2 separate regions of the Homo sapiens genome follow, and region 2 is linked to region 1. The links are chromatin contacts, found by Hi-C in ENCODE. All regions are on one chromosome and are shown on one strand. The core of a region is the stretch at or near the end of the contact, and the rest is flanking DNA. Distances in the headings are between cores, read along the strand shown. Region 1 holds the start of HOXA10 (homeobox A10). Region 2 overlaps NT5C3A (5'-nucleotidase, cytosolic IIIA).

Evidence for each region. Hi-C counts contacts between places; a loop is a spot of excess contacts on that map. Pooled maps may share reads with other maps.
Region 2: a loop to region 1 is called in a pooled map of gastrocnemius medialis, with 7 times the contacts of the local background. The contact joins the enhancer-like site here to the promoter of HOXA10 in region 1. A Hi-C loop is called at or near these places in 1 of 50 pooled maps.

Annotation. Positions count from the first base shown.
Region 1 is chr7:27,172,424-27,176,011 of GRCh38, forward strand. HOXA10 (homeobox A10) reads right to left here and starts at 1,897. Exons shown (of 2, transcript NM_018951.4): 1 at 926-1,897. The coding sequence starts at 1,883. All of the region lies in intron 1 of HOXA10-HOXA9 (HOXA10-HOXA9 readthrough), which reads right to left. RefSeq lists enhancers at 1,305-1,951, 1,952-2,597.
Region 2 is chr7:33,048,990-33,052,577 of GRCh38, forward strand. All of the region lies in intron 1 of NT5C3A (5'-nucleotidase, cytosolic IIIA), which reads right to left. Among named protein-coding and RNA genes, the nearest start is that of NT5C3A, 12 kb to the right of the region's middle. Within about 2 kb of position 1,907, at least 4 of the 41 ENCODE cell types and tissues checked have a DNase peak (open chromatin) inside an H3K27ac peak, as active enhancers do.

The DNA.
Region 1 (3,588 bases), core at 647-3,146:
GCTAAGCCGTAGATGCTTGCAGAAGGAAAGGCCTGGGAGGGCAGGCTGTACATCTTGAACTTAACGCTTTTCTTTGCCTCTTGCCATATGGCAGACAAGCATTTCCTGTAGCCCCCAGGCTAGGAGCGCGGGGTGCTTACTTGGAAGATGGGCCAGGCAGCTTGGCTGTCTCACCCCAGGGCCCTGATTGCCCAAGACTCGATAAGGGGAGAAAGAAGGGCATCATTGGTCCAATGGGGAAGGCAGGAAAAACCGATTCGGGGGTCAAGGGCCCTCCCTCAAGTTTCTCCAGGAGCCAGGGATAGATAGCTGGGCGATTCCGAGGTCCAGGGGAAGGGAAATGGCCCTTCTCTGGCTCTCAGCTCAGGGCCCCCCGCTTCCAGGCCGGATTTGCCTTTTCTTCTTCCCGCAACGAAGATTCCCGCCCCTCAGCAACTTTGAAAAAAGCATGGGGGATCGTAAACTCGAACTTCGCCGGTTAATGGGCTTATTTATTGGCGCTGGCGGCTGCTTATTTTGGATGCCTTACAAACATCCGCGCTATCTGCGGGCGAGCTACTTTCCCTCCCTCCCCCTCCCCCCGCGTGGGCCGCGCCGCGCAGGCTGGGCAGGGACCAGGGCTCTGGGTCCTCCCGGCCACAGGAAAGAGCGCACAGGAGGGGGCCTGCTCGCTGGTGTCCTCGTCCCTAGTCAGGGGGAGCTGAGGCCAGCGCCGAGGACGTCTTGCTGTGGGGCGCTAAGCCGGACATGAATTTTACTGCGTCCCCACGCCCAAATATTAAAAAGCAAGTTCACAAGGTCAGCCTGCCTGCAGCTTGGGCCAAGGCCGGCCGGCTGCTGCGCGGGCTCCTAGTTTTCTGATCCTTCTCCTCCTTGTGTCTGCCTGTCTGCCCGCCTGACTGCAGCCCTCTGCAGCCCTGCTTACCCAGGGAATCCTTCTCCGGCGAGGCTTTGCTGCTCTCGGAAGGGGCCGGGGAGAGCTCCTCCGCGGCCGAGGACGACGCGTGCGCCTCCTCGTCGCCCTGCGAGCCCCCGCCGCTGCCGCAAGCCAGCGTGGGGGGCGGCGGCGAATCGAGGGCTCGCTCCTTCCGGGCCGCATCGGCCGAGCCGGAGGCTAGCGCGGGCGGGAGATCGAAACCGCGCCCCGGGGGCTGCGCGGGGAACGGGCCAGCCCCGAGTTGCTGCGCGCCGCCGCCGCCGCTGCCATAGCCCTTGGCGGTGCCGTAGGCCTGAGAAAGGCGGAAGTAGCCAGGCACTGGCACCCCGCTGGAGGTGCCCAGGGCGCAGCCGTCGGGCGGCGGGCCCCGCGGGAAGGGAGCCAGTTCGGCGGCGGTGGCCGAGACTTTGGGGCATTTGTCCGCCGAGTCGTAGAGGCAGTAGGAGCTCTCTTCTTTGATGTTCTGCGCGAAAGAGCACGAGGTGGCCTGCGGCGCTGGCTGGGGTGGTTGCGGCGGGGGCGGCGGCTGCTGCTGGGGCGGCGGCGGCGGCCCGTCAGGCGGCTCCATCCGGCAAGACCGGGGCGCGTCTAGCCACAGGTCTATGGGCGAGGGCCCGTAGCCGTGCGCCCCGGGACCTAGACCCCCGCCACCGCCACCGCTGCCCGGCGACGCTGCCTCATTGCGCTTGCCGCCCAGCGTGGGGAAGAGCCCGCAGCTCTGCAGCCCGTAGGGCAGGTCGGCGGCGGGCGGCAGGTAGACCCCGCCGTGGGCGTAGTAACCGCCACCGCCGCCGCCCCCCGCGCCACCACCACCGCCGCCTGCCTCGCCTCTGCCCGAGCTGATGAGCGAGTCGACCAAAAAAGAGTTCGCGGCGGGGCTCTCCGAGCATGACATTGTTGTGGGATAATTTGGCGAAGGGAGCAGATAGCCCTTTCTGGCTGACATTTCTTGTGCAAAACATGCTGAATACGATTAGCAATCCCCCCGCACCGCGGCGGGCGCCCGCAGCCAATCCCGAGCCAGAGTTTCCGCGCGACCACTCCCAGTTTGGTTTCGTAGGCGCGGGGCCGCTCTCCGAGGGCGCCCTCAGAGCCCGCGATTGATATAAATATGTAATCTGTATTGATGGGCCAGGAGACGCACCCCGACACCTTGGCCCGAAGGCCGGGAGCTGTGGGGGCTGCCCCAACGTGGCTGGTGGGGGGCCTGGCCATTGGGCTCGCCCCGCCCCTACCCGGACGTGAGCCCCATACCGGGGTCCCTTAGAAGGGCCCTTGGGCCCCGCGCAGTTAACAAGTGGGGTGTTTATGGTGCGCGCCCAGTCTGCCTTGGGTGCTCACCATCCCTGTCGCAGAAGCTGCCACTAGTCCCCGGTGTACTCTAACCACTGAAGCGGCCGTGTCGGGGACTCACGCGCTTCCCATTCAGCTCTGGATCTGGAACTGGCCCCTTGTCTGAATTCTGCCTCCTCAAAAGTGGCGAACCTGGCCCTATGGCCGTCAGGATCCTCAGAGTGTCAGGAGCCCAGAGTGAACTAGAAGCTGACTTGCCTCTACTTCCAGTATCCACAGATTTTTCCCCAAAATGCAGTGGTTGTTCCCTAGCCCCTAACCCCCAACACTTTTCTCCCCTAGTCCGTTGATCCAGTTAGGATCTTCTCCTCTGGTGTTGTGCTCACCCGGCTTGCCTTCTCTACAACTCCTGTCAGTGGACTTTGGTGGGCTGGCGGGACTGGGGGTGGGAAGCGGCTGCCAGCCTTGATGGAAAGACGGCCCCACTCCCACTCCCAAGGCCAGAGCCAGATCCAAGCATCCCCTCATCACCTAGGGAAGACTCTAAGCCCACAGTCATTTCGGGGAAGTAAAATGCTGGCCTTGGGGTCCTTGGCTGGCCCAAAGTGAGAGACTTGGAGGGGTGTGCCCGGTGTACACCTCCGCTGCTTTATGTTCCTGCTCTCCTGTTAGCTTTGGCACTCATATGCTCCTGGAGGCTACAACAAGAACCAGTGTCACTACACTCCTACCTCTCTGTCCCCTCCCCTCTTCCCCTCCCTCCCATACCCTCAGCTAGGGCAGTCCTTGCTCCTGCAGTGTGTGCATTTTAACGAGGCCTCGGTGAGGAAATCCTTTCCCTGCAAGGCCGGGCTGGGCTCATGGTCCTGTTATAAGAGCATGTGGAGGTCAGGCCCTTTGCTCAGCAGGCTCAGGGGCTCTGTTTTAGCCAACTGGAAATGGCCGGCCTGGGGTGCTAGCCCCCAAGTGTGAGCCTCATGCTAGTCTCAGGAAATGCAACCTTTTCCGGCCAGATCCAGTGGAGCCCGGGAGGTCGCTGCCTTGCCCCTGGCCCGTGGGCTACAGGTCTCCAGGATACTCTAGGCCTGCCCGCCCCTCCGGCCCCAGTCGGAGCTGGCATTACTGAACGCCGGCATCCCAGGAAATAGACCGCTCAGGCCGCTGCCTTCAGCTGGGAAAGACTCTTGCATCCGGGTCATACGCGGCACTTTGCCTCCTTCCTCCCAGTGTGAATCCAGCCCAAGGTGGAAGAGGAGCCTGAGAGGACCCTGAAAGCGCAGAGAGAGCTGGCTAGGTAGAGCTCCAGCTCTGGCTTCTGAGATTCAAGCAGCTGCGGTCGCTGCGGGCAGTGGCTGCTC
Region 2 (3,588 bases), core at 657-3,156, 5.9 Mb after region 1:
AGAAGGGAGAAGATAGGACAATATGTATTGAATAACTACTACGTGGTAAGCACTGTTTACAACTTTATGTATATCATCTCTTTTTCAATCTTAATCCAGGAAGGCACTTAGAATAGTATACTGTTAGAATTCTCCAAAATATAATTACTTTAAAACATCAAGTGAAATAAAATACAAACACTAAGAACATATTCTTTATTAATTATTATTATTAGGCCTTATAGCAACATTGCCTGACAAAGTCAAAATACATTCTTAATATAATACCCTGAAGTAAACAAGGCATAAGAGTATTTAGGTGAATCATCCCCATTCTAGATAACTGGAAATTGAAGCTTAGAAAAGTTTAGTATCTTGTCCAAGGATAAACCATTAAAATGTGGCAGAGCTGAGATTTGAACCAAGGACTTACCAACTACTAAACTTTCAAAGACCACCCCATTCCCTTACAAGATTGTCTTCTGTTCAAGCCATAGATTCTATAACTTGTTAAAGGAAAAAGATACTGTATATCATTACTAAATAAGCCACACACAAAGAATTACAGAATAAAAATTATGGAACACTAGAGTTTCCTATCTTACCAAAATTAGGAACATGTGACAAAATCTCTTTTATGTACATATTGTACACAAAATAGAATTTTTATTCTATTTATCTAGCTTAGAAAGACATCAAAATTTTAAAAATTGACAACAGGCCGGGCACAGTGGCTCACGGCTGTAATCCCAGCACTTTGGGAGACCGAGACAGGCAGATCACAAGGTCAGGAGATCGAGACCATCCTGGCTAACACGGTGAAACCCCGTCTCTACTAAAAATACAAAAAAATTAGCCAGGCGTGGTGGCAGGTGACTGTAGTCCCAGCTATTTGGGAGGCTGAGGCGAGAGAATGGCGTGAACCCGGGAGATGGAGCTTGCAGTGAGCCAAGATCGCACCACTGCACTCCAGCCTGGGCGACAGAGGGAGACTCCATCTCAAAAAAAAAAAAAAAAAAAAAAATTACATAAAAATTGGCAACAAATGTACACCTGCTTAAATTACCCAAACAGGGAAACTTTATCCAAAAGCTTCAGAGTACAAGAATCAAACGAATGCTGACTGTGCTACTTAACTAGCTATTTCCTAAGTGAGTTAACAGAAAATTAGGAAAGTAACTACAGCTAGACTGTGTTTTAAGGACTAAATAAATGCGTAGAGTATACTTGGTCAACGTAGGCACCTCTAAATTTTAGTTTTTCCCTAGTTACCAAACAATAGCACAGTGCCAAATTAACCCAAATGGGAGTCAGTTTCTAACTGCTTTCTAGTTCTAGTCCCAGTGAAGCCTCCTTTTTTCTTAAGCCGACTATAGTAAGTTTCTATTTTGCAACATTTTGCTATGCTGTATATAATGCTTGGGTTCTCAACTTTTTCCTGTCTCACTGAATTTTATCTAGCAACTTGTTCCCTTAGAACCCTAACCATTTGACAGAGAAATCCAGATAGACTGAAAAACTGATCTTTTTCACTGGGAAAAGTCTGCCTAACTAATGATATCGGAGATAAGGCAAAGGAGAAGGCTATGCCTTCTGACAAGGCAGTAGAGAAGACAGAATGGGGACAGGAAGGATCTTGCAAGCACTGGCTCTCTACTTCCACCTAATTACAAGAAGGAACTTGGCAAACAAATGAAGCAACTCTTTAATGAACTGCTAAACTACTTTGTAATCTATCAGCACCTTGAAAATGAGGAAGATAAACAACATATATGAAAAAAATGACAAAATGGCATTTAAGTCTATAATGGCAGAAAGTTGTCTTACTTGGTTTAAATTGTATAGATTAATGGTTTAAGCAACTCTGAGAGTTAACATAAAAGTGCGTAACACAAGAAAGATAATTTGATATAGAATAGCAGTGTGTCACAATGGCCAGAGAAGTCTGCCACCTGCTGATGGAAAAACTGAATTGTATAGATTTCCCTACTGCTGTTTTTAAGGAGAGAAAAAAAACCTATCAGGTATGGTTTAATGACATTACATGTCAAGTTGTTAGGCTGAAGATATAAACTACAACCTCTAATTTAAAAGAGAATAAAGATTAAAATAGGACTTAAGATTCTTTATATATCTCTCTCTTTAATAACTCTCTCTAAATATGTAATACCTGAACTATTTTTATTTTTATTTTTTATTTATTTATTTTTTTTGAGATGGAGTCTCACTCTGTTGCCCAGGCTGGAGTGCAATGGTGCAATCTTGGCTCACTGCAACCTCTGCTTCTGGGGTTCAAGTGATTCTCCTGCCTCAGCCTCTTGGGTAGCAGGGATTACAGGCATCTGCCACCACTCCCAGATAATTTTTGTATTTTTAGTATAGATGGGGTTTCACCATGTTGGTCAGGGTGGTCTCGAACTCCTGACTTTGTGATCCGCCCGCCTCGGCCTCCCAAAGTGCTGGGATTATAGGCGTTAGCTACCACGCCTGGCCAACTGAACTATTTTTAAAGCAAACAAAAGAGGTAAATATGGAAACTATTTAACATAAAATACACAGGAACATTCAAACTACTATGAACATTAAGGATAATCCAAAACACTGTGCAAAAAATATAAAGTCCTATAGATTTCACCTCTGCAATCCATCTCTTTTCTGTCTTCCTCTTTCTACTGCTCCCATAACAGTTTAATACTTCATTATCTTTAATACAGGCTTATTTTAATTCCTGCTCCCCACCTCCAGATTCTAATAATATTAATTTAGTGCGTGCTCAGTTATCAGTTTAATTGTATCAAAACACATTCCAGATGGTATCACTTATTTTAAAAACCATACCCAAAGCCTCTCTAGCAAATAAATTGCAAATATCTTATACTAATAGAGATGTTCTACAATGTGGTCCCAACACACTTTAAAAAATCTTGTTGCTTTTAAAAAACCGATTTAAAAAATATATAAAAGCAATACATGCTCATGATATGTCAAACAATATAAAAAGTTAAAGGATGAAAAAGTTGAAGTCTCCCTTCCTGGTCTCATCCTCCCAAGTCCACTGTCATTAGTAAAACTAGAAACAGCTTCTAAAGTTTTTGTTTTGTTTTGTTTTGTTTTGTTTTTTAATTTCCAATGACATAAGGATATACATGTGTATTTCTTTTGGGAGCACAACTGTTCTGCAACTTGCCTTTTCCCCTTGTCACCATTTCTTGAGCTTTTTAAAATGTTAACATAGCCCGGTACAGTGGCTCACACCTGTAATCCAAGCACTTTGGGAGGCTGAGGCAGGTGGATCACCTGAGGTCAGGAGTTCGAGACCAGCTTGGCCAACATGGTGAAACCTCGTCTCTACTAAAAATACAAAATTAGCCAGGCGTGGTAGCAGGTGCCTGTAATACCAACTACTCAGGTGGCTGAGGCACCACGAGTATCACTTGAAGCTGGGAGACAGAGGTTGCAGTGAGCCAAGATCGCATCACTACACTCCAGCCTGGGCAACAGAGAGAGACTCGGTCTCAAAAAAAAAAAAAAAAAAAAAAAAAGTTATACAGATTTTTTTTTCACAGCTGCCCAATATTTTATTATACAAATGCACCATCATTCATTTAA